Linked DNA regions of Homo sapiens: region 1 is linked to region 2. A link is a loop called in an ENCODE intact Hi-C map of the cell type or tissue named here. Cell type or tissue: heart right ventricle. All regions are shown on one strand. Links, peaks and the distances in the headings refer to the core of each region. The heading gives the core; the rest is flanking DNA. Region 1 has its middle 18 kb from the start of RNF180. Region 2 overlaps CWC27 (CWC27 spliceosome associated cyclophilin).

Region 1 (15,646 bases), core at 4,899-12,898, 640 kb after region 2:
ATACTCTTTAGAGGGCCTGGTAACTGAGGGTCCAGGTCCCCTAGTTGGAGGCTTGGGTCCTCCAAACAGGGGTTTGGACCCTTTATAATTCCTGCCCCACCCAGAGTCTCTGTTTAAAAACATATGGGCTTGAAGCCATCTGTTGGAAGGTGGATAGCATAAGTTTCATTTTTTGTTTTTGCTTTTCTTCATCTCTCCTCACACACTTTTTGGGCTTCTCCTAGGAGTTCCTCTATGGACTGATTTTTCCAGTTTTCTAGTTTCTGCAACTTCTTTGCTATGTCTGACCAGCTATTTATTGCAAAATGTAGCTTTAACATTCCTTGCCTGAGAGGGTCTTCTGGATCTAAATCTGCATATTTCCTTATTTGTTCCCTTAGTCTTTGTAGAAATTTCATGGGGCCTTCATCTTTTTCTTGTTGTATGTCAGGAAAGATTCAGAGTGAGGGGCACTGACTCTTGAGTTCCTTTAATTATCATTTCCCTGAGATCTTTCATGTTTTCCCAGTGTACTGCTTTGTTATTTTCCCATTCAGGATCTTGGGCCAGGAATTTCTGGTCTGCTGCAGGAACGTTTGGGCTGGGAGGGTGTTCATGTTCTCAAGCTGTCATAACAGCCCTGCGAACCATCGCCCTTTCTTTCCCTGAGAAGATACCCAGGATAGACATTAATTCAGCCCACGTATATAACTGGGGGCCTAGGAATTGATTAATTTGGTCTGCTACCCCATATGGGTCATCTAGCAATGGCTTAAATTCTTTCCTTAAACCTCTAACTTCTGAACTAGTCAAAGGAGCATTTACAAAGCCAATAGCTCCTCCTCCCTGGGGCACCTCTCTCAAAGGGAAGATAGTTGGAGCTGATTCCTTAGAGGTAGAGGGGAAAGGAAGATTTTGAATATCTTTTTTACATTGCTGTACTTCACGTTGTAGTCCCTTTAGGGAAGGATACTTAGGCTGACAAGGAGCAGACTCATGGGGTGGTGGTAATTCCCAAGAGTCAGATTTATAAGGGGGAGGAATAATAGGAGTAGGAGAAGGATCTGGGACTGGGTCTGGGGTGGCAGCAGCTGCCTGGGAAGGGGGCAGGTCAAGACGTGGGGAATTAAACAGGAGAAGGTGGTTTAAGAGGGTCCCAGGCATAGGGAGTCCTCTGCCTAGGGGTTGGTTTTACTATGCCTACTTTGGGGAGTGTGAAATCTGATGCTTCCCCTGCATTCTTTAGGGGAAAGAGGAGAACAGGTTCTTTTCTCCAGCAGAGAGCATAGTCTGTTTCTTCCTGCGCGACTGGAATTTTGTCATTCACATACTGAATTAAAAGTTGACAGACCCAAGCCTCAGCTGATCCATATTTTGGCTAGAAGATGGCAGATTTGAGGATGGGTTCCTTGGCCCAGATGAAACAACAATATTTTACCATCTGTTGCTTTTTCTTGTGCCTAGTCCTCTCCTTCTCCTCCCAATATTTTAGCATGAGACCTAAAGGACTGTTGGAGGTGATCTGACTATCCCCGTCCTTATCTTTCCCTGTTGTATTAGGAGTGTTTCCCATCTTGGAGGTTTTGGATGCTCCCTTGAGTGTGTGTGTGGTCCAACCTCTCTTACTAGAAATCTCTTGCCTTCCCTTTTCTCTAGAGGCTCACCCCCTTTACTGGAGGTTTCTTGCACTCCTTTCCATTCGCTTCGTCCTATCTGGCCACTTCCCTTGTGGGAAATTAGGTCCCTCTTAGTATTGGTGTGCTGGTATAAGCCCCATGGCAGGATCTGCCCTAAGCCATATGAGGTGACCACGGAACCGCAGATAGAACCCACTCACCCCACACAGCAGTAGTACTTATCACCATTCACACAAGCAGCACCACAAGCAGTGATCATTCACACACACTTTCAGCCTCCAAGATATCCCAACAACCAAGGAAATACTTTGCTGCCCCCTCTGCGGCTTTTCTTACCTTGGTCTGTGCACGAAGTTACCTGGTCACTGTGGTATTTGTAGGCAAGCCTTTCCTTCCCACATTGCTGAGAGTCTGGGTTTATTCATCACAGTGGGTGATGGCTGGATCTTTAGCCCCTGAGACCACTGCAGTGAGGCAGTGGGACGCATCTCCCCCTGGGAGATGACCAGAGACCCCTTCCTCAGAGGAAAATGGGAATCCTGGGCAGGCCCCCAAATTGTTAGAAACAAATATTTGGTGCCACAAAGTGAAACTAGCACTCAGGCAAAAGTTTTCTCAGCAAGGCAATTTACTTCTATAGAAGGGCGCCTCTTGCATGCAAGGCAGAGGCAAGGGAGAGCATGCAAAACAAAGGAGAGTAGGAGATTTTTATCTGTAATGCAGACCCTGTTCCTGTGTCCTCCCCTTGTGGGCTGGGGTCGGACCACACAATCTAGGCTAATTTCAATCTAGGGTAAACTAAGCTACTGTTGACATCATCAAAGGAGGCAAGGGTGGGCATTTGATGGGAAGGACAGGTATGGTACATCATGGGGTGTTTGGGCATAGCAGAGATAGGGAGGGCTGATAGATGAATGGGTACGATTACCTTTTAGAATAGAACAAAGAACCAGGAATTGAAACCCTTTGAAGAGGAACTATTTGTTTTTAACAACAAAATATGATGCCATCATCAATTTATTTTCACCATTTTCCCTCTATTTCTCTGTGCTGGCTTCCTTTTTAGGCAGAATCAGTTTATGTAGTGGCAAGATTGGCCACTAGTAGCTCCAGGCTTAAATTCATCCAGTTTAGCAACCACAATGCAAAAAGTAATATCTCTTTAATTCCAGCAAAGTTCTGGAACTGAGCTTCCAGTAGAGACTTGTACCACATGCTCATTCCCACAGAGAGAAGGAACTAGCAAGTTGGTCCTTTGCATATCATTTTCTCACCCATAAAACTGTATGTATGTGTAGAAGGGAATCAGTCCCCTACTCAGTCCACAAAGGTTGAAAGTGAGATAGGCATAGTTACCCAAATGAATATTGGGGTGCTGTTATCAAAACAAATGGAAATGGACATTTGACAGGCAAAAATAAAAAATGTTCAGTATAAGTGGTGAATGTGTAGTTAATTGAGTACAAAATAAAAGATTATAAAATGTCAGAGGGAGCCAGCTGAGGCTTGAATGATGGCAGAAATGGGTATGTAGGTTTTGAGATTTTCTTCAAAATGATCAGCAGCCCAAGAGGAGGAACAAAAACAGTAAATTGATGTGATTTACATGAAGTTCAGGACTGGAACAGTGAGCATGGTCACAGGACAAAAAGCAAAAGGAATAAAGGTGTCATGAAAGAAGAGCTGAAATGGCAGTCCGTGGGGCTCAGATTTGGCAGGGATGCAATAAGGCCACAGAAACATTGAAAAAGTAATCCCTGCATATTTGGATGTTCCTGCAGTAGAAAAGTCATGATGAGGGTGTCAGTCGAAGCAAATGATGGGAAAAGTCTCAATCATTTTTGGAGATTTATTCACCAAAGTTAAGGATGCTCACAGGAGATAGGTCTATGCCTTTCTCTGAAGATGATTTTGAGGGCTCCAAATTTAAAGGGGAAAGGGCGGGATATTGAGAAGCACACAGTTTTCACTTAAACAAAAGGGGCAAAGGAAAAATGTGGGGAATCTGCATCTTAACATAAGATAATACAGACAAAATGGGGTAGGGGGACAATCTGATACGCATTTGTGTCTGGCAGGCTGGGTGACTGCACCTGTCAAGATAAGCTATCAATTAGCATTGCCATGGTGAAGTTGTAACAGCTCACCAGGAATTTCCTTGCTGGCAAAACATGGGAAAAGTGGGTAGCTTTTCATCTTGTAGCCATTTTATTTAGGAATCAAAAGGTGGAGACAGGTTTGCATGACCCAGTTCCCAGCTTGACTTTTCCCTTTGGCTAAATGAGTTTGGGGTGTCAAAATTTAATTTCCTTTCACAGGCAGAAGATACTGGATAGGAGATAGTGCTAACATGTACCTCCTACTTGGATGGACAGTATGGCATGTGAAGATTCATACTGTGGACTTTTGCTCCAAGAACCACTGCAGGACCATACCAGGAAAACCTAAAGAATTCACAGATCTTTGAAAGAAGCACAAGTCACTGCAGATTGCATGAGACAGATGAACAACTATGAGTTTCCATAGTCTGAAAGGGGGAAAACCTGCCTTCAAACACGTATTCCCGCTGAGGAATCTGAAAATACAGATCACCAGAGAAGGATTTAACCTTATCTAGAGCTGGAATGGATTTAGGGAGCTGTGCAAAATATAAAAGTAAATGCAACAGTGGGAAGAGCCTTGTAGGCACTCCCATTCTTCACCTTGTGCGCAGGGAAGCCATTTCTGATTGTATTTCACAGAAGCCCTCAGGGAAGGCACTCAGCAGAATTAGGGAAGGGTCACAGGGTGTAAGAAGTTTCCAACTGAATTTTGCAATAATTTTAACTGGGCACTAACTTTTTTGACAGGATATGGGGGTGAATGGGAACTGCTGCAAATACAAGAGCTGGAGTCACAGCCAACTTTGTTGGCAGATGGGGAGGGGCAAGGCCTGAAAGCAGTGCTTGCTTGCTAAGTGGGGTAGTTTATGGCCTGAGGCAACGTCTGAGTTTCAGGAGAGCAAGCTGCCTGGATCTAAACTTGGCACTGTTAGTAGTGTGTCCAGAATTGGTGGGTTCTTTGTCTCACTGATTTCAAGAATGAAGCCGCAGGACCTCACGGTGAGTGTTACAGTTCCTAAAGGCAGCGTGTCCGGAGTTTGTTCCTTCTGATGTATGGATGTGTTCGGAGTTTCTTCCTTCTGGTGGGTTTGTGGTCTCGCTAGCTTCAGGAGTGAAGCTGAAGACCTTTGCGGTGAGTGTTACAGCTCATAAAGGCAGTGTGGACCCAAAGAGTGAGCAGCAGCAAGATTCATTGCAAAGAGTGAAAAAACAAAGCTTCCACAGTGTGGAAGGGGACCCAAGCAGGTTGCCACTGCTGGCTCAGGCAGCCTGCTTTTATTCTCTTATCTGGCCCTACCCACATCCTGCTGATTGGTCCATTTTACAGAGAGCCAATTGGTCTGTTTTACAGAGAGATGATTGGTCCGTTTTGACAGGGTGCTGATTGGTGTGTTTACAATCCCTGAGCTAGACACAAAAGTTCTCCACGTCCCCACTAGATTAGCTAGATACAGAGTGTCGATTGGTGTATTTACAAACCCTGAGCTAGATACAGAGTGCTGATTGGTGTATTCACAATCCCTTAGCTAGACATAAAGATTCTCCAAGTCCCCACCAGATTAGCTACATACAGAGTGCCGATTGGTGCATCCACAAACCCTGAGCTAGTCACAGGGTGCTGATTGGTGTGTTCACAAACCTTGAGCTAGACACAGAGTGCTGATTGGTGCACTCACAATCCCTTAGCTAGGCACAAAGGTTCTCCAAGTCCCCACTAGACTCAGGAGCCCAGCTGGCCTCACCCAGTGGATCTCGCACCAGGGCTGCAGGTGGAGCTGCCCACCAGTCCCATGATGCGCCCACACTCCTCAGCCCTTGGGCGGTTGATGGGACCAGGCGCCATGGAGCAGGGGGCAGCACTCATCAGGGAGGCTCAGGCCACACAGGAGCCCACGGCAGAGGGGCGGTGGGGGCCGGCTGCAGGTCCCGAGCCCTGCCCCGTAGGGAGGCAGCTAAGGCCCGGTGAGAAATCGAGCACAGTGCCGGTGGGCCAGCACTGCTGGGGGACCTGGCGCACCCTCCGCAGCTACTGGCCTGGGTGCTAAGCCCCTCACTGCCTGGGGCCGGCAGGGCTGGCCAGCTGCTCCAAGTGCAGGGCCGCCAAGCCCACGCCCACCCGGAACTCTAGCTGGCCCACAGGCACCATGCACAGTCCCGGTTCCCACCCGTGCCTCTCCCTCCACACCTCCCCGAAAGCCGAGGGAGCTGGCTCCCGCCTCGGCCAGCCCAGAGAAGGGCTCCCACGGTGCAGCGGCGGGCTGAAGGGCTCCTCAAGTGTGGCCAGAATGGGCGCCAAGGCTGAGGAGGCACCGAGAGTGAGAGAGGGCTGCGAGGGCTGCCAGCACGCTGTCACCTCTCAGTAGGACACTGTGAGAGCGAGACCAGCCTTGCCAACTGCGTGGGAGGTGGGTGCGACCTTTTGCTACTAGCTATTCCCCACTTACCTGGTGAACAATACTGCTAAGCAGAGGCAGCCATAGTCCTCTCTGGAACATAACCTCATTGGCCTGAGAACCACCCTCCCAATCCCCACAGTGGCATGGCAAGCCCACCAAAGGAGAGTCTGAGCTCAGACCCTCCTAACCCTGTCCCCATCTGATGGTATTTCTCTACCCATCCTGGTAGGTGAACACAAAAGACATACACTCATGGGAGCTTTATGATCCCATCCATTGCCTGAGTAACCAGAATACCTCCCCTGGCCAACTTAGGGGAGGCTTATATCCCACTGCTAATATCACAGCTGGTGCTGTCATGAAAGCACCACCTCCTGGCTGAAGTCCAACCAACTCAGGCCTTTACAGCAACTCATGACAGAATTACCCTGCTCCCAGGAAGGAGAAAACAACAGTTAATACCACCACCTGCAGTATTCTGGATAACCAGAGGCCCTGAGTCTGTCCACATGACAACATCACCACCAGCACAATCAGCATTCAAGAAAGCCAGCACACTAAGCCTATCTGCAACCAAAGACTCTCACAGAATCTTCTTCACTCTCCTGCCACCTCCACCAGAGAAGGTGCTGGTATTCACAGCTGGGAGACCTAAAGACGGACCACATCACAGGCTTTTTGCAGCCATTCCTTAGCACCAGCCTGGAGTCTGGTGGCCCTACTGAGTGGTTAGACCCAGAAGAGCAATAACGAGCACAGCAGTCCGGCTCTCAGGAAGCCCCATCCCTAGGGGAAGGGGAAGAGCAGCACGTCAAGGATCACCCCATGGAACAAAAGAATCTGAAAATCAGGCCTCAAGTTCCAGATCTTTCCACTAATGGTTAGTTTCTGACAGCAGAGACACAATTGCAGTGCCGGGTGTAGTAGGGAAAGTCTACATCTCTACCCCAACAGGCAGGCAGCCTCCGTGATGGTGAAAGGGCTTGGAGAAGGGGTCCTTTTTCCCCTCTGGCACTCCACCACAGACACAGCTGGGGCTTCCCTCACAGGAACACAGCATGCAGGCACCTATAGACAGTCTTTCTGGAAAAATCCAGAGTAAGTGCAACCCCACAGGAGGACCACACTCCAGATTCAGGCCTGCATGAGAGGCAGAGTCACAGTTCCTCCTACATCTGGTTTTCTTCTGCAGCAGCCTAGACCTAAGCACTTGCCATCTTTATTTTTCTTTAACAAAGTATGAGATGTGGCACTGCAATTGTGAAAAGAAACATGGCCCTCAGGGAAAGCTAATTATTAGCTTTCATATCTTTTCTGCCGTGGATTGTAATCCTCAAGAGGCTAGGGATTGTACTTTACTTATTTTTGTCGGCTTGGTGACACACTTGTTGGGACTGGCATAATTCTCCTGTCTTAATAGGGGTAGGTATATTTTGGCTCCCAGATTCTAGCTACAGTGATAAATAGACTTGTTATCTGAAAGGGAACCTCCCTGTGGACATCGCCAAAAGGTTTACCTGAGTTTGCTGAGATAATATGCCAAATTTTCTGGCACCTGATTAAGTTCCCTGACAACCTGAATGTTCATTCTGTGAGCCCCTAATGTGGGTCTCATTCTCCTGGACAAGCCTTGCCTTTCTCTCTCTTCCTATCTGTCTCCCTGCTCTTTGGCCAGGGTGCAGTCCTAACCAGCTCAGTTCTCTGGCCTCACCTCCTTCAGCTCAGACTCCCTGGTGAAAAGCTGTTCTGCCTAATTTTCCATTAGTTGCGCCTCTGAATTGCTGACCCAGCATGATGGCCGGTTGCTGGGCTGATGAAGCTTTGCTGCCGCCTTCTGGCCTGAATGTTTACCACGTTTGTTTAATGAATTTTGGAAATAGAATTGCATGCCTTTCCAGTTGCTAGTGTGTAATGAAAAGCTGCATTTAAAAAATTAAGTACCATTTATTGAGAAGATCCTTTGTGGAAGAAATACGAGGCACTGCAGATACAGCGGTGAGTGAAACAGACAGAAATCTGTGCCCTCATTGAACAGTCGGGAGGAGACATACAAGACATACATAACAGGAAAAGGTAAATCCAAGATTACACAAGCAATATAGCTTGGAATGGAGATATGGAGTGGGGGAAGGGGCATTTAAATTTTAGATAAGGCCAGGGAAGACCTCCCTGAGATGTAAAGCACATGAAGGAAGTGGCAAAGAGAACAGTAAACACTGAGGCAACAGCCTGTTGGAATGTTTGAGGAACATCAAGGAGGCCGTGTGGCTGCCGCACTGCAGCAGAGTGACTGAGAGGGAGAGTAGGGCATAGGCCAGAAAGGTGAGTGTGGACAGGAGGGGGCAGAGCACACAGGGCCAGATGGGCAATTTTATACATAGGTATACATGTGTACATACATATACCCATACATATATGTATGTATACACAGACACAGGGATACACAGAGATACACATAGAGACATACACATAGAGACACACACATACATGCAGAGTCACATAAAGACACACAGATACATAAACAGAGACACACACAGAGACAAATGCAGAGAATAGAGACAGACACACACAGATACATATGTACAGTCATAGACACAGACACAGACAGAGACACACACACACACACAGACATATACAGAGAATAGAGACACACAAATACAGAGACATATGTACAGAGTCACAGAGACAGGGGCAAACACACAGACATACAGAGACAAATATATCTGAATCAGACTGGAAACTATTGGAGACTTTTGAATAGAGGGGAGATGTGGCAATGCATATTTACATTGATCACTCTGAAGATTGCATGAATAATAAACTATAGTTGTGGCAAGGGATGAGCAGAGAGACATATTAGGAGGCAAGGAGTAACAATGACTTGGACCAGCATGGTAAAATGGAAGTGGTGAGATATGGTCCAGTTCTGGGTACATTTTGAAGATAGAAGATTTGCTGATGGATTGAATGAGGGGTATAAAAGAGAGCACTGAAGGGTAACTGGGTAGCTGAGAAATTTAATAGCTGAAGTCATTTACTGAGATGGAGAAGTCTGTGGGAAGGGCAGGCTGGATGAGTGAAGGTAGAGAGAACAAGAGTTATTATTTGGAAATGTTTACTTTGAGATGCCTGTTGCACATATACCAAAGAGGAGATCAGAGGAGAAAACTAGGGCGGTGATACAATGTTTGGCGACACACCCTATAGATGGTACTTAGAGTCATGAAATTGGATGAGGTCAGATTAAGAACATCAATTCAATGTGGCAGAAGTTCTTATCACTTGCAACCTGAACATGGTTCTGACTTCAGTGCAGCTTAGAGATTTAAATGCCCATTTTGCCATGTGATGACTTTATTGTCCTATTACTTTTCTCTATTTGAACTGTTGTAAAACATATGGCTCAAGCTGTATTTATCTGTTTTTCATGTGGCATGACTGTATCTGTTATGAATTAAATTTACCTGTTTTTTTCTCCTTATTTCATCACAATTATAATAGCTGCTAGCAGCAACAATAGTGAGCACAATTGCAAATAAGCACAGTTGCAAATACTGGCAGTGTTATGGTGTGCTTGTTATGTCTTCCCAAATCCTCTTGTTAAACTAAAAATATTTCTACATACCCTTTAATACTCAATTTAAATATCATTCCCTCTGCGAAGCCCTTATCTCTGGGCAGTGCCTACTCCTCCCTTTCCTGTATTTTCATCACGCCTTGTTTATACCTTTCTTATAGCCTTTGTCATGAAACTGATTATTAGCTTTCTGAAAAGATAATAAAAGAAAGATAATAAGAAAAGACAATAAAAGAAAAGATAATAAAAAGATTATTATCTTTTCTGCCATGGATTGTAATCCTCAAGAGGGCAGGGATTGTACTTTACTTCTTTTCGTCTGCTTGGTGACACAGTTACTATAACAGCATGTGCTTGATAAATAAATACCACTTATGCTAAATACAATAATGGACTTTTCATTTGGGTCACTTTTATGTTGAATAAATTAAAACTGTATGATTTATAAGTGTCTTAATTTGTAGATACTTCCAAATAAAGCAAGAAAAGGGTTCTCTATTCCTCTCTGGGCTATATAAATGGCTGCCTAGGTTTTTATTTTGTTTGACATTAATTTAGTTGGCCAAAGAAGATTCTGAGCTGTCGGACTTCATTCCTCACTGCTGCTCTTTGGCAAGCCTCACATCAAAGGGCTGTTTGGAAGTTTATTCGTATTGAGGCTTTCTGGCTTCTTGTACTAGTTTGGAATGAAAATCTATTCGGGAGATTTACTGTGTCATTCTGGTATGGGTCAAATCTTTTTATCAAGAATTATTCCAGTGATTTTCCTTGGCTTAACCCCAGGCCTATATCTAAGCAAACGTTTGCCCAGGAATTTTGGTCCTTTATGTGTTTTGTTCCAATCCAGTTTAAATGTCATTTTCATTAGCTATTACTTTATAAATCTTTATTTAGCTGTTAAATAATTTTCCATATAGGGAAGTGTTGTGGAGCCTCCCTGTTCCAAGAAGTTCAGATAGAAAATGACAGCCATTCAAACTTCTACTTAGGCAAAAGATCTTTAAAGAAGTGTCTACTAAATATTTCCTATGTGCCAATTGTTTTGAGTGCTAGAGACAAAGTAGTGTGTCCAATAAAGTTCTTGTCTCATGGAGCATACTCTTTAGTGAAGAGATGACAGGTAATAAACTTTAAACAAACAAAAAAGAATGGTAATTTCATATAATGATATGCTATGAAGTAAATACAACTGGATGTGAGAAAAAAAGGAATGAAAGGGTGACTCACAACTGAGTGTATGGGTGCCAAAGCATAGTGCCTACTTAATGTGTCAGCACAGGCATATGCTACAATGTGGATGAATCTCCCTGTTCCAGCTACTGGATTCTTCTCTGAGGTCCCAGTGTTTTGGTTCTTCTCAATTTGCCACCACACTCTCCTGAATTTATTCTCTGAAATGTTTCTGTGTTCTATGTTGGGTTCTGTACCCTGAAAGGCTGATGTCTACAGACCATTAACTGGGTTCTCTGTCCTATGGCTTCTAGTTGGATTCTGCAAGCATTGGCTGGTGATCAGAGGGTGGAAGGAAAAAGAGGTTGAGATCTTTTCTCCTCTCTCTCCCTCCATGACTAAAGCATAGTGTGGCAGTCCTGCATTACTTGACAGCCACAGCTCCTGGCAGATGGCACATCTTCTTTGCTGCTTCAGGACTAAGGGTGATAATAGCGTGGAGCTATAATAATCACACTACTCACACCTCTATAAATAGGACCTTCATTTAAGTTTCTTCCCCAAAGCCCTTTTGGGTGTGGCTTCTGTTTCCTTCCAGGAACATGAATGATACAGCAGGAATGTTAAAGAATAATCACCCATGTAGATAGGTCCTCCTTCAGTCCATTTCCAGTTCTCAGATATTCTAGCCCTGTCTCTTTCACATTAGAGGTATTTATATATATTTTGTTATTCATGATGAAAATCTTGGAAAAATCTATTCTGGGGGCTCCAGAGCCTCCGAAAAATGCTATCACACAGACTCAATCCCTTCTTTAAGCTTGTTTTTACCTATAATTTGGTTTCATGAGCCCACACTATTATTGCTGTGCATAGCAGTGTTTTCAGGTGATACTGTAAAAACTAAATCAAAAGGTTTATACTTCAAGGTATTGGAAAATATCTTCATATTAAATGGAGAAGTAATATTTTTTGGTGAAATAAAGGCTTAATGATTTAAACAATGTGACTCTTACTATAACTCTTAATAGTGAAAGTGTATTTGCTGCATTATTTACTCAGTGGGGTAAGAGTGCATCTAATTTATTTTATCTCCAAGTATGTTGAACTCTGGCTCACCTCTATGGTTATCGAAAATCATGTCTTCTTCCATCCAAGAAGTTAAAAGTAATCTAATACAATATTCTGAATAATAAAAGATTACTCTCTACCATAAAATCCTCAATAAATGGCTTTCCAGTTTTTGCTATAATATTTTCAGTTTGTGAGATCTCATCATGCCATCTTAAAAGGTCATCCATTCCATTTACATGCCCTTTAAGTATTAGAAAGTATTATTGATCTCAAATCAACCTTTCCATAACTTCCTGTTTCTCCCAATTTTTCTTATTGTGATAAAATACACATAACATAAAATTTACCATCTTAACCATTTTAAGTGTACAGGGCAGTAGTATTAAGTATGTTCATATTGTTGGGCAGTCATCACCAGCATCTATCTCCAGAACTCTTTTTAACTTGCAAAACTGAAACTACATACCCATTAAACAATAACTCCTGTTTTTCTCCTACTCCAAGGCCCTGGAAACCATCATTCTACTTTCTGGTTTTTTTAATGATTTTGACTATTCAAAATACCTCAGATAAGTAGAATCATATAATATTTGTGTTTTAGTAACTGGCATATTTTATTTAGCATAATGTCCTCAAGGTTCATCCACATTGTAGCATATGCCAGAATTTCCTTCCTTTTTAAGGTTGAAATATTTGTGTGTGTGGTGTGTATAATGTGTGTGTGTGGTGTGTATAATGTGTGTGTGTATTATACTTGGGTTGCTTCCATTGTTAAAAGAAAAACTTCAGCTGAATTAAATTTAAAGAAGTTTAATTGAGCAATGAATGATTCACAAATTGGGCAGTCCCCAGAATCACAGCAGATTCAGAGAGACCCCAGGGTTGCCTTGTGGTCAGAACAAATTTATAGACAAAAAAAGAGAAGTGATGTACAGAAATCAGAGGTGAGGTACAGAAACAGCTGGATTGGTTACAGATTGCCATTTACCTCATTTGAACACAATTTGAACACTCAGCAGTGTATTACTGGTTGAAGTATGGCTGTTAGGATTGGCCAAGACTCAACCACTGTTATGGGTGCATACTCCTAAGTCAGGGTTTCAATCTTGTCTACCCGCTAAGTTAGGTTGCAGTTCGTCCACAAGGACTCAAATATAGAAGTACAAAGTCCTTCTCAGGCCATATTTAGTTTGCTTTAACACCATATTTTAGCTATTGTGAATAATGCTATGTGCATGGATATACAAATACCCTTTTGAAACCTTGTTTTCAATTATTTTAAGTACATATTCAGAACTGGAATTGCTGGATCATATGGTAAATCTATTTTTAATTTTTTGAGAAATTGCTTTACTGTTTCCCACAGTGGCTGTACTAGTTTATGTTCCCACTAACAGTACACAAGTGTTCCAATTTCTCCACATCTTTACCAACACTTATTTTTTTTTTCCTGTTAGCAGCCATCCTAATGGGTGTGAGGTAGTATCTTATTGTAGTTTTGATTTGAATTTTCCTAGTGATATTGAGCATCTTTTCATGTGCTTATTGGCTATTTGTATGTCTTCTTTGGAGAAATGTCTATTGAAGTCCTGTGCCCATTTTTGAATCAGATAGTTTTCTGTTGTTAAATTTAAGAAATTCTCTATGTATTCTGGATACTAATCCCTTAAAAGATATGCAATTTGCAAATGTCTTCTTGCAAATATTTTCTCCCATTCTGTAGGTTGACACTCTATTTTATTGATAATGTCTTTTGGTGTACAAACATTTTTAAATTTATGATGTCCAATTTTTTTTCTTTTGTTACCTGTGCCTTTGGTGTCATATCTAAGAAATAATTGTCAAATTCAACGTCATGAAGCATTTGCCCTGTGTTTTGTTCTAAGGGTTTTAGTTCTCACATTTAGATCATTGATATGATTTGGCTGTGTACCCACCCAAATCTCATCTTGAATTGTAATCCCCATAATCTCTATGTGTTGCGAGAGGAAACTGGTGAGACAAAATTGAATCATGTGGGCAGTTTCCCCCATGCTGCTCTGGTGATAGTGAGTTCTCACGAGATCTCATGGTTTTATAAGCATCTGGCGTTTCCCCTGCTGCACTCATTTTCTCTCCTGCCACCTTGTGAAGAGGTGCCTTCTGCCATGTTTGTAAGTTTCCTGAGGCCTTCCCAGCCATGCAGAACTGTGAGTCAATTAAACCTCTTTTTGTTATAAATTACCCAGTCTCAGGTATTTCCTTATAGTAATGTGGGAACAGGCTAATATAGTCATTGATGCATTTTTAGTTTTTTTTAATATATGGTGTTAGGTAAGGGTCCAACTTCATTTTTTGGCATGAGGATATCTAGTTTAGCCAACACCATTTGTTGAAAAAATGGACTTTTCTCCATTAAGTGGTCTTGACATTTCTGTCGAAAATAATTTGAGTATACATGTAAAGGTTTGTTATCTAGACTCTGTATTCTATTCCAATAGTCTATGTCTGTCTTTATGCCAGGTCTACACTGCTTTGATTGCTGTAGCATTGTAATAAATTTTGAAATGAGGAGGTGTGATTCCTCTAGCTTTGTTCTTCTTTTCCTGGAGTGTTTTGGCTATTTGGGGTCCTTTCAGATACTAACTCATATAGTTATGAGTTTTAGGATGGGTTTTCTTATTTCTGTAAAAAAGGTCATTGGGATTTTGATAGTGATTGAATTAAATATGTAGATTGCTTTGGGTAGTATTGAGATCTTAACAATACTAAGCCTTCCAGTCCATGAACAAAAGATGTCTTTCCATTTATTTTTGTCTTCTTTATTTCAGAATTTTTAAAAAGAGTTTTCACTGTACAAGTCTTACGTCTCATTGGTTAATTCCCAAGTATTTTATTATTTATAATGCTGCTGTGGTCTGAATGTGTCTCCCCCATACACACATATTCATGTTGAAACTTTCTTGCCAATGTGATAGTATTAAGAGGTGGGGTCCTTAGGAGATGATTAGGTCATGAGTGCCATCCTCATGACTTAGCACTCTTATAAAAGAGGTGTGAGGGAGCTGTTTGCCCCTTCTGCCATGTGAAGATGTAGCAAAAGGCACCATCCTGGAAGTAGATAGCTGCCCTCACTAGACATTGAATTTTCTGGTGTTTTGATCTAGGACTTCTCAGGCTGCAGAAATATGAGAAAATGAATGCATGTTATTTATAAATTACCCAGTCTCAGGTATTTTGTTATAGCAGCAGGAATACACTAAGACAGATATTATTTTAAATTGAATTGTTTCTTAATTTTCTTTTCCGATTGTTCATCATCAGTGTATAGAAATGTGATTGATTTTAGTGTGTTTATATCCTGAGTAGCTGAGATTACCGGCATGTGCCACCATGCTCAGCTAATTTTTGTTTTTTTAGTAGAGATAGGGTTTCACCATGTTGAGCAGGCTGTTCTTGAACTCCTGAGCTCAAATGATCTGCCTGCCTTGGCCTCCCAAGGTGGTGGGATTACAAGCATGAGCCACCTGCACCCAACCTGTTTTCATTAATCTTTAAGTATTTTCTAATTTTCCTTGTGATTTCTTTTTCATTGATTGGTTAAGAGTATGTTAATTTCTAAAAATTTATACATTTTTCAGTTTTCTTCTGTTATTGATTTCCAATTTCATCCTGTCATGGTCAGAGAAGATGCTTTATATGATATCTATCTTTTAAAATCTATTGAGACTT
Region 2 (15,646 bases), core at 4,111-12,110:
CACCAGGAAAGTTTAACAAGTACTAGTCGAAAGAGCAGAGTTGGTGAAGGACAGTCATGAAAGCAGAATCTTGAAATAATAGGACAAGAAATTTGGCCTTATTTCTATAGTAAAGAGACAGTAAAAATAACATTTTAAGCTTCAGGAAGGCTGCTCTGGTAGTGGAAGGAAAAGAAGAGAGGGGAGATGGGAAACTGGTCTATAGACTACCACACCAGTCCAGTCTAGAGATAATGAAGGCTGAACAAGGGTAGTAGCAACAATAAATTAAAAGGAAAAAACAGATTTGAGATACATCTTGGATAAAAAATTGCCAGGACAGTGCAATGAAAAAATATATGAAAAATCACAATGGAATCTAAAGACCTTCTTTGGAAGATATTGACACTAGGGAATACAAAGTCACAAAATAAGAAGTTTGAGAAGAAAAAGATAGTGAGTTAAGACTTCCCCAGGGCTTGATAAACTAATGTCCAATAAGCAGCTGGAGAAAAGAAGAGTAAACCAGCCTAGAGATATAGACGTGAGAGTCAGATACAAGCATTTGATGATAACTTAATTACAAAGCACCCCCTACGAAAGAGCCAGATGAGAAAACTATGATGACACAATACTAGGATAATAATATTCATTTGATAATGAACGGTATTTGGGTTGTAATTTTCTTGGCAGAGAGAAAAGATTTTACTCAGTCCTTCTAAAAGTATTTAAAGTGTTTTTCAGGTTTAAGAAAGAAAAAAAAAAAGACAGCACTATCTGTGCTGCTATCCTTGTACATTTCAATCTGAAACGCAAATTGCTTTTGGAGTATAAGTTCACAATATTCAGTATAATGTAAACATACCATTTTTCTATTTTGTACAGTAGAAAGCAGCAGAAGGAAGATAATCTTTGAACATTTAACACATGCTGCTGTTACAAATAGAAAAAATTCAAACTAATTTCCTAGTCAAGTCTATCTCAAAGCAATTGTGAACAAAACTTACTTTAGACTAGAAATTTAACTTCAACAAAAAACTGACAGAAAAACTTTCTCCTGCCCTTGCTCTCCAAGGCTGCTCAACCTAACTATCCAGGACCCTGTGGGATTTAGGGAAGGACAACGGGCCAACTGCCTTCCCCAGCTGCCTTCTACCCCAGAATGCTACGCTACCAGTGAAATTTCTCACCAACCTTTGAGACGTCTTGGGCTTGAAGGAGACAGCTTCTACAGCATTCATAATCATATGAGAGACTTAACTAGCTAAAAAAACCCTCAGTTCAAAATTCTGATTCTACCACCTCTTAATTGCATGATCATGGATGAGTTATTTAACCCTCTCTGAGTTTCACTTTCTTTATTCTACAAAATAAGAAAAATAATATCTATATTGCATGGTTGTTATAGGGATTACATAAAATAAATAGTATAGTTAGCAGATAAGAAGATAAATTATTGTAATGCAGTAGGATAAATGTTTTGATGGGCATAGACAGATTATCATGGAAAGAAGTACCTAGCTTAGCCTGGATGGGAGTTCAGTGGCAGGGGGAGGTAGAAGTAGTAGAAGGTGATAGTAGACCTAAATCTTAAAGGAAAAACACTTTAAGGAGAGAGCATACTCCTGGCAAAAGGAAAAACAGGGGTGGGGGAACTGTGAGGAAAGTATGGGTATGCAAGGAAACTTGACATCTTTAGAAAACATCAATGAAAAGGAACCCTGGCAATTTCTAGATCTAACATTCATGGTTTTGTCCATTCACAAACATAACCACAGAATCATGACACATAGTAAATCATTTTGATGAGGCATAAATTTGAATCATAAACAATGCAAGACTAGTGCACTGACATCTAAAGAAGATGACTCTTCAGATATTGAGGTGACAGAGTGATTGGTGACGTTAAGGAATTGGGAAATGAAGTTTTTGTAAAAAAATGAATTTAGTTTTGACATCTAGAGACCTTTCCTAAAGCAACTCTGAACAAGGGATAAGAGCCCAGGAGAAATATTTGGCCTTATCTCCTAGAGTTTAGAATGTTGGTGTACAGGTAAATGGAAATTGAATCCATGGCATCAAATACATCACTCAAGGATACAATAAAAAGCAACAAAAAGTTATGACCAAAATATTTCATATACACACCATTTTAATTACATTTTAATGCAAGGGGTATTAAGTAGAGTGCTTACTAGGCGTCCAACATTAGCCTGCAAAACCGTGCTCACTAATAAGGGAACATATGGCTAAAGAAGTAAAAACAAGAATAATAATAATATGCTTTTAATTCAATGTTATTGTTAGAGTTGGTAAGAAATAGATAATTATGTTAAGCAAGTAAGGCTTATAGGTTATAAAGTTTTAATTACAACAATAAAGACTATAAACCTAATCCTTTAGTTCTCAGTATTCACTAATTTTCAAAAAAGAAAGGCATATCAGAACCTTTAGGAGTAGAAACCCTTGAAGACAGTTTTCTTGTAGTATACACACCAGAATTACTGCTCTAAACAATGGCATGACACCGTGTTTCAGTAATGCGTATTATGATGCAAGCAATATTGAAGAAAACCACATGTAAAGGCCTACAGGAAGGACTAGCAGAATAAAAAGGCCAGGAGGCACTGCATAATTCAAGGACATGGATTTAATAGTTACAAAGACCTGCGTTCAGTTCCCATCTGTAGCTACTTATTGGTTATGTTACTTTGAGCAAATTATAAACTATAGCTGAATGTATTCATGAGTAAAATGAGGATGATAATAATATCACCCATCTCAAAGGGCTGTAATGAGAATTAATGAAATAAACAAAATATATATAAATAACATTAAAATGAATATAAGAGTTTTGGTCTGTGACTGTTTATATCAGTAATGATAATAATCATTATCATCTAACATACTACCTGAAAAAATAGCAGTTAGGATCTGAATCATAAAGTCCAACCATTCAAAAAACTGCAAGTCTAGTTCAAACTGATTTTTTTAAAATGCCAACATTAAAAATAAATAGGATAATCTCAAAAGTTGCAAATATTACTGACCACAAATCAATTTACAAATTCAATGAACACTTACTGAGCCTGCCCCATGTAAAACATGCTGTGCCAGATATAGCAGGAGATACAATAGTGAGTAAGATATAGACCCCAATCTCTTTTGTAAGTTAGAACAAAGGGCAAATTAGAGATTACCTGACTAACTCGATTTACTTCCTCCTCTTCTTCCTCAGCTTCCTCTCCAAATGAAAGTAAACTAAAATTTCTAGTCCAAAAAAAAGAAAGAAAAAAAAAAAGAAAGAGAAAGTCAAATCAAACTTATAAATACCTTATTTTCAGAGCAAGAGAACAGAATTTACAAGAAGAAATACATTCTGACTGTTCTAAAAAAGACCATATTACTCAGTATTCAGCAGAAGTATTCTAACGATCTGTATTTTCAGTATGATGTTAAAGCTTTTGCCTCACAGCACCAATGTTTCCTATATTATACTAACTTTTAATGACCAAAAATCCCTTCTGAGCATTACCATTAAATTTACTGAGTAAAGCATGACAGAAATAATTAAGCTTTTTTATATTTATCAAAACTGGTAGCAAAATGGGGGTTTCTGAAAAATAATAAGTATATATCCCTGAGTGCTACAAATGGGAAGCAATTAATCTAGTATTTGGCAAAATATTTTTTAATATTTTAAAATTAATATGTATACAAAATTGTCAGACAAAAAAATATGAGCAATGAACAACTAAAATAGCCCACAAGGAGAAAAAACTAGGTTTGTCTCCTCTGATTCATCAAACAAAAGTAATCTCAAGTAAGATAAACAAGTTACTAAAACTGTCTCTCAAATAGAAAAATTAAAGATGTGGCAGTGAAACAGATTTTTTTTTTTCCCAAAGCCTAGAAGCAAGCAACGACCAACATATCATCCCCAATATATTTGCTGGAAACAAAAACAAAGCAAAACACACCAAAAAAAGACTTTAGAGTTTATTGTTAAGATAAATCATAGTGATGACGCACTGCATATGAATACAGTGACAGTGACCTTTCATCCAGAGATAGATTAATCAAAATAAGCTGATCAAAGAATTTTTAAAAATCAAATAAATAATTCCAATAAGCAGTTATTTTGCCACAAGGAATTAACTGCTTATTAAAGTGTCTGGCTCATATCTGACACTTTATAAAACAATTTAACTTTGTATTTGTAGGATATCAAGGAAAAAGACTAATAGGTATTGAATGCCTATACTACTGGGTGTTTTAACATACCTCTTCTCATTTAATCCTCATAACAACCAGGAGTTGAACTTATTCTAATCTCCATTTTATAGGAAGAGGTAACTGAAGCTTAGAAAGTTTAATCAACTTTGCCTTTTATTAACTAGGTTTGGCAGGATTATATCTAGAATTGATCAAATCTAACAATTATACTTACAATAAAATCTCTAATAAGGATCCTACGATTCAGTAAAAGAGTACGTTGAAATCTAACTCTGCAGTATATACAGACAGTATTAATAATGTAGAATATTGTCCAAAATACTGAAATTTATTTTTTCATTCCTATTTTTTGGAAAATTATCTTCTGGAAATAAACCAGAATACTGAATGAAACAGCTTTATATTTTAAAATATTTATAATAATATTATTTTTAATAGCAACATAAAAGGAGTAAAAAGTTAAATACAAGTTAAATTGCATAATGCAATCATGCAGTCATTAAAAATATTCTTTATACTTTACTTTCTATTTATACTGAGTGAGCACATATTAATTTTAAAATAAGCAACAAACAAGTTTCTCAACAACTCATTTATATAAATAATTGTTACAGGGATCATAAAATATGTATCTATTTATTAACACAGATTTCATGTGAACAACTGAGATGACATGTTTGTAGCTTAAGTTTAAGATATACTGCACCTGAATACAAGAGTTGCTCATTTAGGAAAACAAACAAACAAACAAACAAACAAAACCACTAATATGGTTTGGCTCTGTGTCCCCACCCAAATCTCATCTCGAGTAATTCCCACAATCCCCATGTGTTTTATGGGAGGGACCCTAGTGGGAGGTGACTGGATTATAGGGTGGTGTCCCCAAAGCTGTTCTCATGATACTGAGTGAGTTCTCATAAGATCTGATGGTTTTATAAGTGTTTGACAGTTCCTCCTTCCCACTCGCTCTCTCCCCTGCTGCCTTGTGAAGAAGGTGACTGCTTCGCCTTCCTCCACGATTGAAGCTTCCTGAGGCCTCCCTAGCCATGTGAAATTGTGAGTCAATTAAACCTGTTTCCTTTATGAATTACCCTGTCTCAGGTATATCTTTATAGCAGTGTGAAAACGGACTAATACAACCACACACTCATAATTCCAATATCTCTCAGTCTCAGGCATGTCTTTATAGCAGTGTAAAAATGAACTAATACAACCACACACTCATAATTCCAATATCTCTCTGGTTCAAACTGGCCTCTCCTTTGCTAGTAAACAATTACTATAAAAGGAAATATAGTAAACTAAATGAATGAGTGTCATTTTTCAAGCTGAAGAAAAATCTCTCCACTATGATTACTTTGTGCCTTTGGGTTTCAATTTCTTTACTTCCTCCTCTGGTTTCTCTTTTTTCAGCCTTTTAATTTCCCTTGGAATGATGTCATCAAAAGGATTAAACAAAACCTATGAAAAAAAATATTTCGAAAACATTATTCCATTTTTAACATTTCACAAAAAATCAAACCCCGTATGTAATTCCAGTGGTATAGTGTCTATATTTTTCCCCACATAAACATTATTAGTATAGTGATATATATTTACTACACAACATGCTTCCACTTACACGGCCTCACTGGATTCTCTCAATAATCCTATGTGCTATTAAGTAAGGGATATTTTATCCCCATTTTACAAAAGGGAAAAATATTTAAGAAAATGTAAATGATACACAGTAAACAAGATCAACTCAGATGCTTTGATTCCAAATCAAGTATTCTTGCTTCCTCAATGAAGGGTCATTCTTTTTTTTTTTTTTTTTTTTTGAGATGGAGTCTTGCTCTGTCGCCCAGGCTGGAGTGCAGTGGCGTGATCTTGGCTCACTGCAACCTCTGCCTCCCAGGTTCAAGTGATTATCCTGCCTCAGCCTCCTGAGTAGCTGGGACTACAGGCGTATGCCACCATGCCCAGCTATTTTTTTTGTATTTTTAGTAGACACAGGGTTTCACTGTGTTAGTCAGGATGGTCTCCATCTCCTGACCTCATGATCCACCCACCTCAGCATCCCAAAGTGCTGAGATTACAGGTGTGAGCCACCGTGCCCAGCAGATTACTCTTAAATTACCTATGAAGTCACTACTTTGGGCTAAATAAACCTAATTCCTTTAACTTTCCATTATGAGGTAAGCTTTTCAGTCATTGGATTATCAGATAAAGTTTCATCTTTGAATTAAAATCTTTAATTAAAAAAATTCTTAACTAGAAACGGTGCCCAAATAAATTAGAGATAAAATTTGAGTTGTGATGTTAACATAGTATAAAGCCTTAATCCAATAGTTTAAAAATACTAAGAATCAATTCCTCTTAAACGACAATGTAAGTGCTGTATCTCGTAATAATCATGCTCCTACCTCACAGCTTTTTATTTTGTGTGGATTATGTGGTCTTTCGTCATCATCAATGTCTACTTCTGACAGTCGCAACATGTTATATACTGTATCCCCTGTAACCTATCAAATTAAAAATATAATGTAATTGAAAATTATTGCACTCATCCTTTGAATTAAGAGAAAACCTTTGAAAACATCTTTCAAATAATTAAAAGAAAATTTCATGTGATTACATAAAAATATATGCATTTAATAATGCAAATAAAGCAACTTTATCTTAAAGGAGAAAAGCATGGATGGAGTTCAATCCCCCAATAAGTTTTTTGGAAATTTCCAATATATATTTAATGTAAGTTTTTATTAATAATATAATGCCAAATAATCTCCTACTGAATGACAACTTTTCATTCAAACATCATAAACAAATTTAAACTTTGGAATAGGATAAAATAAGCAAATAACAATAACAATGTGGTAAATGCTTTAGAGACATTATCTCATTTAATCCTCACAAACAACCTAAAAGTAGGAACTAATATTATCCTTCTACAGATAAGAAAAATGAGGATCAAAGAAGGTATAAAACCAACAGTGATGGCCTTTCTAACTTCTAACTATGCTACACATTGTCTCTGATGTGTTAGTTATATAACCCAATTGTAAAAACTGATGCAGAATGGCAACTTAAATCTCATTTTATTACACACTCTTATTTTTAAGGAATAAATGGAGGGAATCTATAAACATCAGACAGGCTGTGCTGGAGTGGCTCAAAAGAATGTGCCAATGCATATTTCCTAACCCACTGTTATTAATAAGTATTAACCAACAACATTGCAACATATAGTTTTAGTGTGATTCCTTTCATTCAGTGTTTTTCAAGAGTTTTAAAACAACACCAGCTTTCCAATTGTACTGAATTTGTTTTTTTCCCTTTCATCACCACAAAAATCCAGTTTTGCCCAGTATATGGGGAAACCATTCTTACTGAACCAGCAGAGGGCGCTGATGCACTAGTGATGTCCGATATGCCTAAGACTTAAAACATATAGAAACATATTTATGAGAATGGAGAAGAGTGAGAGAAGAAAACCTTCAGAATCCCTTTTTAAAGGGAATTGTTAAAAATTCTATAGAAAGGACGTTCCCTAATATGACATTAAATGTGAGCAGGATTAAATAGGTACTATTCAAAGTAATATTTACAGTAAGAAGTTTCAATGTCAACACAAATTCCACTTTAAACTTAAGAAAATCCATCATTAAGAAAATAAACTGTAAACTACTAAATATTATTACCTAAATGTCCTTCCAAAAGTGTAAAATCAATATTGGCTAAGTGGCACATTTTAGCTCATACCATTACTATGATTTTAAAGAAGGAATACACTAAAGTCACAACTAATGACTGAATTGAAAGATCCAAAAAGAACTTAGATGCTCCCTCATAGTGCACTATATTAGGAATATATTCCATCATTTTTGAAAATAATAAACATATCCTATGGAATGTTTTTACAAAGGTAGCTCTTAGATAAGTTAATCATATGTATCTTAGAAGTCTAAGGAATAACATAAAACCAAAAACTGAACCACAGGTTTAAAATCACTGGACACTAACCTTTCCAAAGATGGTATGCTTATTGTTAAGTTCATCTGCTCGACCCAGTGTGAAGAAAAACTGGCTGCCATTATCATGAGAACCAGCATTTGCCATGGCAACCAGTCCTCTCCGATTAAAACGCAACCGTGAATGAAATTCATCCTGAAATGTAAAAAGATTTAGTGAATGTCCTCAGTTATAAGACCCTTCATATGCAGTTATTCAACTTGACCTGCAAGGTCCCATACAACTTCTAATAAAAAATGCAGACATTTTACTTAATTGATTTTCAAGTATTTACTATTCTTTCAATGTTATTAAACTTGAATTCACTAGACTGTATCTTCTAAATATACTCAGACAGAAATATACCCTATTTTGTAGAAAGCTGCTTAGTTACATCTAAAGGAAGAGTACCCAAGGGGGAATGGATTTCTAAGTCATTTCCCTATTCTCATCCCAAAGTCAGCTATGCTTTTGAAATCTTCTATTATTTCTCCCAGAAAACTACCTTTGAGCCATTGCAGAGTATTCAATTATTACTCCTTCCCATCTCATTCTAAATGTCATTAAACAATTGCTTTGTTCTTGTTTTTTAATTCAAATAATCTACTATGATTGTGTTATGTAATTTTACCATGTCTTTTTAAAGTCCTAAGTTGAATCTTCTCTGAAATGGCACTGATTCTATTTGCCAGTTTTCAAAAGAGCAGGAACAAGCCTTTCTAAGGTGGTTTTCTCACCATGACAGGGCTACTTAACAAATATATTAGTCTCTTAGTTAACAGAATTTCCATCCAGCCTGATACAGAACTCATTTATAAATGTAGTCATGTTATATCATAAATGCTTTTCACAAAGGAAGATATTTTTCCTTAATAAATAATTCTCAAGAGATCTGAACTCAATGGATCATAACTCTGTATACTGTATTCAAAATGACCTAATTGAAAAATGTAACAAGATAACTGTATTACCTGAAAATAATGAAGCAAAAATCTCAAATTAGGAAGGAATTGTCAAAAACAGCTATTCTGTCACACCAAATAAAAGAATAAAAGAATGCTTCCGACTAGACGGAGTATCTAAAATCATGAGAAGTCTTACCATGGTAAAATATAAAATAGTCTAAAAGTGACATCTGAGACTTTTAAAATAACTATTCCACATTTCTAAGGCCATTATCATCTGGAAATTAAAGCTAACAGTTCAAGTATTTTCTTCAAGAATCACACAATGACTCATTAAAAGATGAAAGGAAAATGCAATCTATTCCCTTAATATAAAAACGAATTTTTCAAAAACTCCCATATTTTAAGAGATACCAATATTTACTCATTCAAAGAACATGATATTGGTGCCATCAAATTAATAACAAACACAACTTTTAGCTTTTACTTGAACCTGCTGTTGTTATTATCTTCACTATGACATTAACTCCTTTTCTTCTTAGATCTATGTTGGCAGTTAAGAAATCACTGACCTGTTCTTGATTAATGCATCTTTTACAGACAATTTATTTATTTATTTATTTATTTATTTATTTATTTGAGACGGAGTCTCGCTCTGTCGCCCAGGCTGGAGTGCATTGGTGCGATCTCCGCTCACTGCAACCTCCACCTCCCAGGTTCAGGCAATTCTCCTGCCTCAGCCTCCTGAGTAGCTGGGAATACAGGCGTGTGCCACCATGCCTGGCTAATTTTTGTAATTTTAGTAGAGATGAGGTTTCACCATGTTGGCCAGGCTGGTCTCAAACTCCCGACCTCAAGTGATCCGCCCCCCTCGGCTTCCCAAAGTGCTGGAATTACAGGCATGAGCTACTGCACCCAGCCTGATGTTTATATACTAATGTGAAACGTTTTTTCCTCTTGTGGAACACAATCATTTTCGATTAAGCAATCCAAACTGACTTGGAAATAATAATAACAACAAAAATAATAATAAAAATAATAATTCAGTCTTACTTTGAATGGCGCTCCATAGATAGACTCTCCACCACTCCCTGTGCCAGTAGGATCTCCGCCTTGGACTATGAAACCAGGCACAACTCTATGAAAAATGGTATTGTCATAATAAGCTGAAAAAAAAATAAAAATAATTTATCAATGTCTAAAATTAATCATCTCTACAGTTACCAAAATTAATACAGCTAGAGTCAAAAGATTTATTTTCCAGAATGTTAAATACGCTCCCCAGCCAAAACCTTTTGTATCCTCCTTCTTATAAAATAGTTACTTCTCAGAACAGCACACATTTCTACAGAAACCATCACTGTTGACTTCTTGTTTTTATTTCTAGGATTCTCTCAAACTCTGGACTGGTCTTCAAAACAGAAATTAGAGAGTTCTGATAGGGAGGAGAAGCAATATTGTGCCCCAGGGGACATTTGTCAATTTCTGAAAATATTTTTGGTTATCACAAATGGGGGATACTACTGGCATCCAGTGAGTAGGGGGCAGGGATACTGCTAAACACCCTATACTGCAAAAGACAGTTCCCACAACAGAGAATTACCAGCCCAAAATGTCAACTGTATGGAGACTGAGAAACCCTGGCAAAGATAAATACCTTATTTCCCACTGCTTCCTCTTTTCCTCACAGGAAATTAATTTATTAACACACAAACTCATAATATATCAAAATTACTTATTAGTTATAGGTCTAGAACCATCAATACACCCTCCTCAAGAAACTTTGAATAAATAAAACAAATAACACAATACATACTTGAGTCCAATTAGCTCAGTTTGCTAAATGATTGAAATAAATTATTAATATTTATATGTAATTCAAAAATATACAATTGGAGTATATAATTTAGAACTCATAAATATACAGGAGAGACTGTATATGACCTCCTATACTATATATTATCTGGAACCTAAAATCATTAGGATACTTCATAGAAGAAAAGGAAGTTAACTTGGGAATGGCAGAAGCATGGCATCTCAGTGAGGCAAAGTATAAGCGACAAATTGAGTGGGAAGCAGGAATTAGAATTTGCCTGAATAAGAGAATTTACATTAAGAAGTAGCAATAATGACCAACATGCATAACAAAAGATGCTCAATATTATTAGTCATTAGAGAAATGCAAATCAAAACCACAATCAGATACTACTTCACACCCACTAGAATGGCTAACATCAAAAACCTTAAAAGAATAAGTGTTGGTAAGGATGTGATGAAACTGGAACCCTTTTACATTGCTGGTGGGAATATAAAATAGTGTAAAAAGTTAAACACAGAATTAGCATGTAATCCAGCAATTATGATTCCGGTGTGTGTGTGTGTGTGTGCGCGCGTGTGCGCGTGTGTATACAAGTGATATATATGTTTATATATTAATATATAATTTATAAGTGTAAATATATATAGTTCACATAAATAATATATAATATATAAGTAATTATAGTTATAAGTAATTTTGATATATATTGTTTGATATATAAATTATATATAATATATATATCACTGTGCACATGATCAGATTTGCTTTTACAAAACATCATATATTTATATATATTGTTTCTATATATATCCAAAAGAATCGATTGTTTATATATATATCCAAAATATATATATTTGTATATACATCCAAAAGAGTTGAAAACAAGTACTCAAATACACACAAATGTTCATAGCAGCACTATTCACAAGAGCCAACAGGTGTAAACAATTCAAATGTCTATCAATGGATGAATGGATAAATAAAATGTGATATATACATATGATGGAATATGACTGTCACAAAAAGGAATGAAATACTCATACATGCTACAAAATGGATGAACTTCAAAAACATGCTAAGTGAAAGAACCCAAACACAAAGTCACATATTGTCTGACTCCATTTATAAGAAATATCTAGAATAGGTAAATCTGCAGAGATGGAAAATAGATTGGTGGTTGCTGGGGGCTGTGGGTGGAGGAGGGGTATATTAGTCCATTCTCACACTGCTATGAAGAAATACCCAAGACTGGATAATTCATAAAGGAAAGAGGTTTAATTGACAGTCCCACATTGCTGGGGAGGCCTCAGGAAACTTACAATCATGGCGGATGGCAAAGGAGAAGCAGGCACTTTCTTCAGGCAGCAGGATGGAGTGAGCGCAAGCAGGGGAAATGCCAGATGCTTATAAAACCATCAGATCTCATGAGACTCACTCATTATCACAAGAACAGTAAGGGAGAAAATGCCCCTATGATCCAATCACTTCCACCTGGTCCTGCCCTAGACATGTGGGGATTATGGGGTTTACAATTCAAGGTGAGATTTGGGTGGGGACACAGAGCCAAACCATATCAAGGGGAGAATAGAGAATGACTGGGTTAATGGATACAGAGTTTTCTTTTGGGGTAATAAAGTGTTTTAGAACTACATAGAGGTGCCGGCTGCACATTATAGTGAATATACTAAATGATGTTGAACTGTACACTTTAAAATGGTTAGTTCTATTTTATATAAACTTCACCACAGTTTTTTCAAAAAATCCGTTAGGTGGAAGGAAAGAAATTTTACATCACTGAAATTAGTTCTGTACTTACATTAGGTAAGCACAAGAGGAAAACATATGTAGTATGAAGTACTGAATAAACAAAAGCTATTATTTTTGTTGTTGTAAAAACAAACAAAAAGCAAATAGCAACAAAGCAGGTTGTGGTTGAGCCAATCATCGAGTTAGGCAGTCATGATTCAATCACATGCTGAGGGTTACAAAGCAGAAAGATGGAAAAAGCACAGTTCCCTAAAGATTTCACTGAGCTTCCCTAAAGATTTCACCAGATTTCTTGACATACAGGAGGATAAATGTCTTTATTATTTAAATCATTTTGAGTTGGGTCTTCTATTACCTGCAACTGAATACAACCTGAATATAACTCATTCAATGAAAAATATTTATCAAGTATCTACTGTGGGCCAGGCATTTTACTGATACAGTTACTGACATAATTTATAAAGTTCCTATTTTAGTGTCTTGGAGACACCCTCATAATTATTTATATTTGCAAAGTATAACTGGATATACAATGCATATTTTAAAAATTATAATCTGTATTCTAACAACTGTATTTAGTACACAGTACATAAGAAGTAGAAAGGAAGACCAGCTGATTTTTGCTTAGTCCCTTCTCCCATTGCAGGGCAGTTGGGCTGCATTTACAAGAGCTCCCTAGTGCAGACAAATTCCCTCTGGTTACAAATAGATACTATAAAAACCAAAAGGTCTTAAAGTATCTCTCCTATATTCCTAGGTAACCATTTCATCAGTTACACTAACACTGTATGTAGCAGTCAGGAGTTTGAGTCTTGCCTTTTGCTAGCTATACAGTCTTAAACTCCATTTTCTCATAAATCTAATAACATAAATTAAGGCACAGTGTCAATCTGAAGATTAAATAATATGAAAGCAAACTACACATTTTCAAGTTCAACACAAATGTGAGGTCAAACTAATATCTTCACTCAAATGCTACAAATTCATATTCAAATTTGAATATAAAATATACCCCAGTATATATCATATAATGAATATTCATCTAGACCCATAATAAGCAGCCAACCAATACTTTTTGAGCACTGTGCACATGATCAGATTTGCATTTTCAAAATGTCACTCTTACCCAGTGTGAATATATTAGAAAGAGACATGACTGGAGAGAGAGGGGGAGTGAGAGAGAGAGAGAGAAAGAAAGCAAGAGACAGCGCAAGTGCATGCGACAGAGAGCCAGTGAGAGAATGCAAGCAAGCAACTACTATCCTGAGGTCATTACATAACTATGGCTTATCTTGAGATACACAGATTCAAGAACTACTTATGAAGCAAGATCCATAAAACCCAGATATATGTTACCTGTGACGGAAAAAGGACATGAAAGAGGTCTTTATTACTTGTGTTTTCAAATTTTAGAATTTCACCATTTTCTTTCTTTTTCCTATTTCCCATTAAGTATTTCAGTGATGCTGGCTTTTTATTTTAAGATTTTCTTTATGATTTTCCTAGTTATATTCCTGTTGAATGCATGAAATTATTATACTATATATAAATGAGTAAAAATTTTCTATACTCTCTACACTATAACTTTGTATTCTAACATAGCTGGAATTTCCAATGTCCACAAATCTTCCATATCTACTATTTCTACTTCTTTGTAATTTATTAGTAATCACTATTGAACTATGCATTTATAGTTGTATTTATAGTTTATAATACTGTATATTTTGCTGCTTGCAATGTTTATTTGATTTTCTTAAATTTTTATGCATCATCACAAGTGTTTTGAAAAAGCTTTATTATTTCATTATGCACGTTCATAATATCCTCCTGAATGTTCTCCACTATTGAAAAAAGATACCTAAATGTATCTTAAATATGAAACAAAGTTCCTATTTGATTGCTGTCATTCTAGTATTTGTCACATGGTTTCTATTTCTGGCTACAATAATCTATGGGCATTATCATATATTTTGACTAATTATATTTCTTGCCCAAGTTCATAGAGGAATTTATACTTGCACTTTAAAGTAGTTATACGTTTCTTCTTCTAGAATCCTGTTTTGTGTTTAACTATGTAAATGTTATCATTAATAACTTTTTATCTAACACTCATCTTGCGACCAGTCTGCACTATCTGGTATTTTTTTAAACAAATATTTTAGTTTTGTAAAGAAATTTCTTTTAACTTATAGCATATTTATGCTTATATTTGTCACTCTAAAGAATTAGTAAACTATTATTAAAGAATAAAAGATAAGCAATGAAGTGTGGACCATGATGAGACAAGAATGATGTGAAATAAAGGTGAAGAGATTAGTAGTCACACAATGTATTAAACATTTTGATTTTCTTATCCACTTCTCCCTCTGCTCCCCACTTGTCTATAAAACAAACATAAAATTATACTCCTTCCTCACACTGGAGGAACTAATGAAATTATCAAAGCTAATAAGCTTCCCTTTCATTCCTTTATATCTTTTTTGCTCTATTTTTTAATTGATAAGTTTTTAAAAGTTCCACTCATTTTAAATGTCCACCTAACTATGCTGCAAAGACCAAAAATCTAAGATTAAGTCTGTATAATGTAGATCCTTTGGTTTTTTAAAGGCTATAAACCATCCTTTGGCTATGAACATCATTTTAGTTGAGGGCCATATCTGAGACTGCGCTCTTACTTGTTCATGTTTTATTCATTTGCTTTTAAATTCTGGAAACCATGCTTTAAAAAAATAAATATGAGTGTTTCAAGATCTAGAAACATTATGACTCGTCTAAATCATAGAAGCAAAGAACTAAAATGGGGTTTTCTGGATTATATTTTTGAAACCTTGACTTAACTTATTTAGGAGTATCCTTGTTTAAATCAGTCTTCTTAGGCTTCATGTTAGCCTTTCCAATAATAATTCTATCTCTATTCAATTAAGAGGATTGGTGAATTTGATTAAGA

What was found. Peaks named below come from ENCODE experiments on the same cell type or tissue, not always from the same donor. Only the 100,000 strongest peaks of a DNase experiment are listed, where the experiment ranks them.
Region 1: a loop joins it to region 2, with 4 times the contacts of the local background. A loop is called at or near these places in 16 of 110 quality-filtered maps.

Annotation. Positions count from the first base shown.
Region 1 is chr5:64,140,330-64,155,975 of GRCh38, reverse strand. No RefSeq gene overlaps it. Among named protein-coding and RNA genes, the nearest start is that of RNF180, 18 kb to the left of the region's middle. In heart right ventricle, for the core only: a CTCF peak has its summit at 7,944 (motif pointing left); a DNase peak (open chromatin) is centred at 7,915.
Region 2 is chr5:64,776,554-64,792,199 of GRCh38, reverse strand. CWC27 (CWC27 spliceosome associated cyclophilin) reads right to left here. Exons shown (of 14, transcript NM_005869.4): 3 at 10,167-10,279; 4 at 8,221-8,364; 5 at 6,621-6,719; 6 at 5,573-5,676; 7 at 3,180-3,249. Among named protein-coding and RNA genes, the nearest start is that of CWC27, 15 kb to the right of the region's middle. In heart right ventricle, for the core only: a CTCF peak has its summit at 7,595 (motif pointing right); a DNase peak (open chromatin) is centred at 7,609.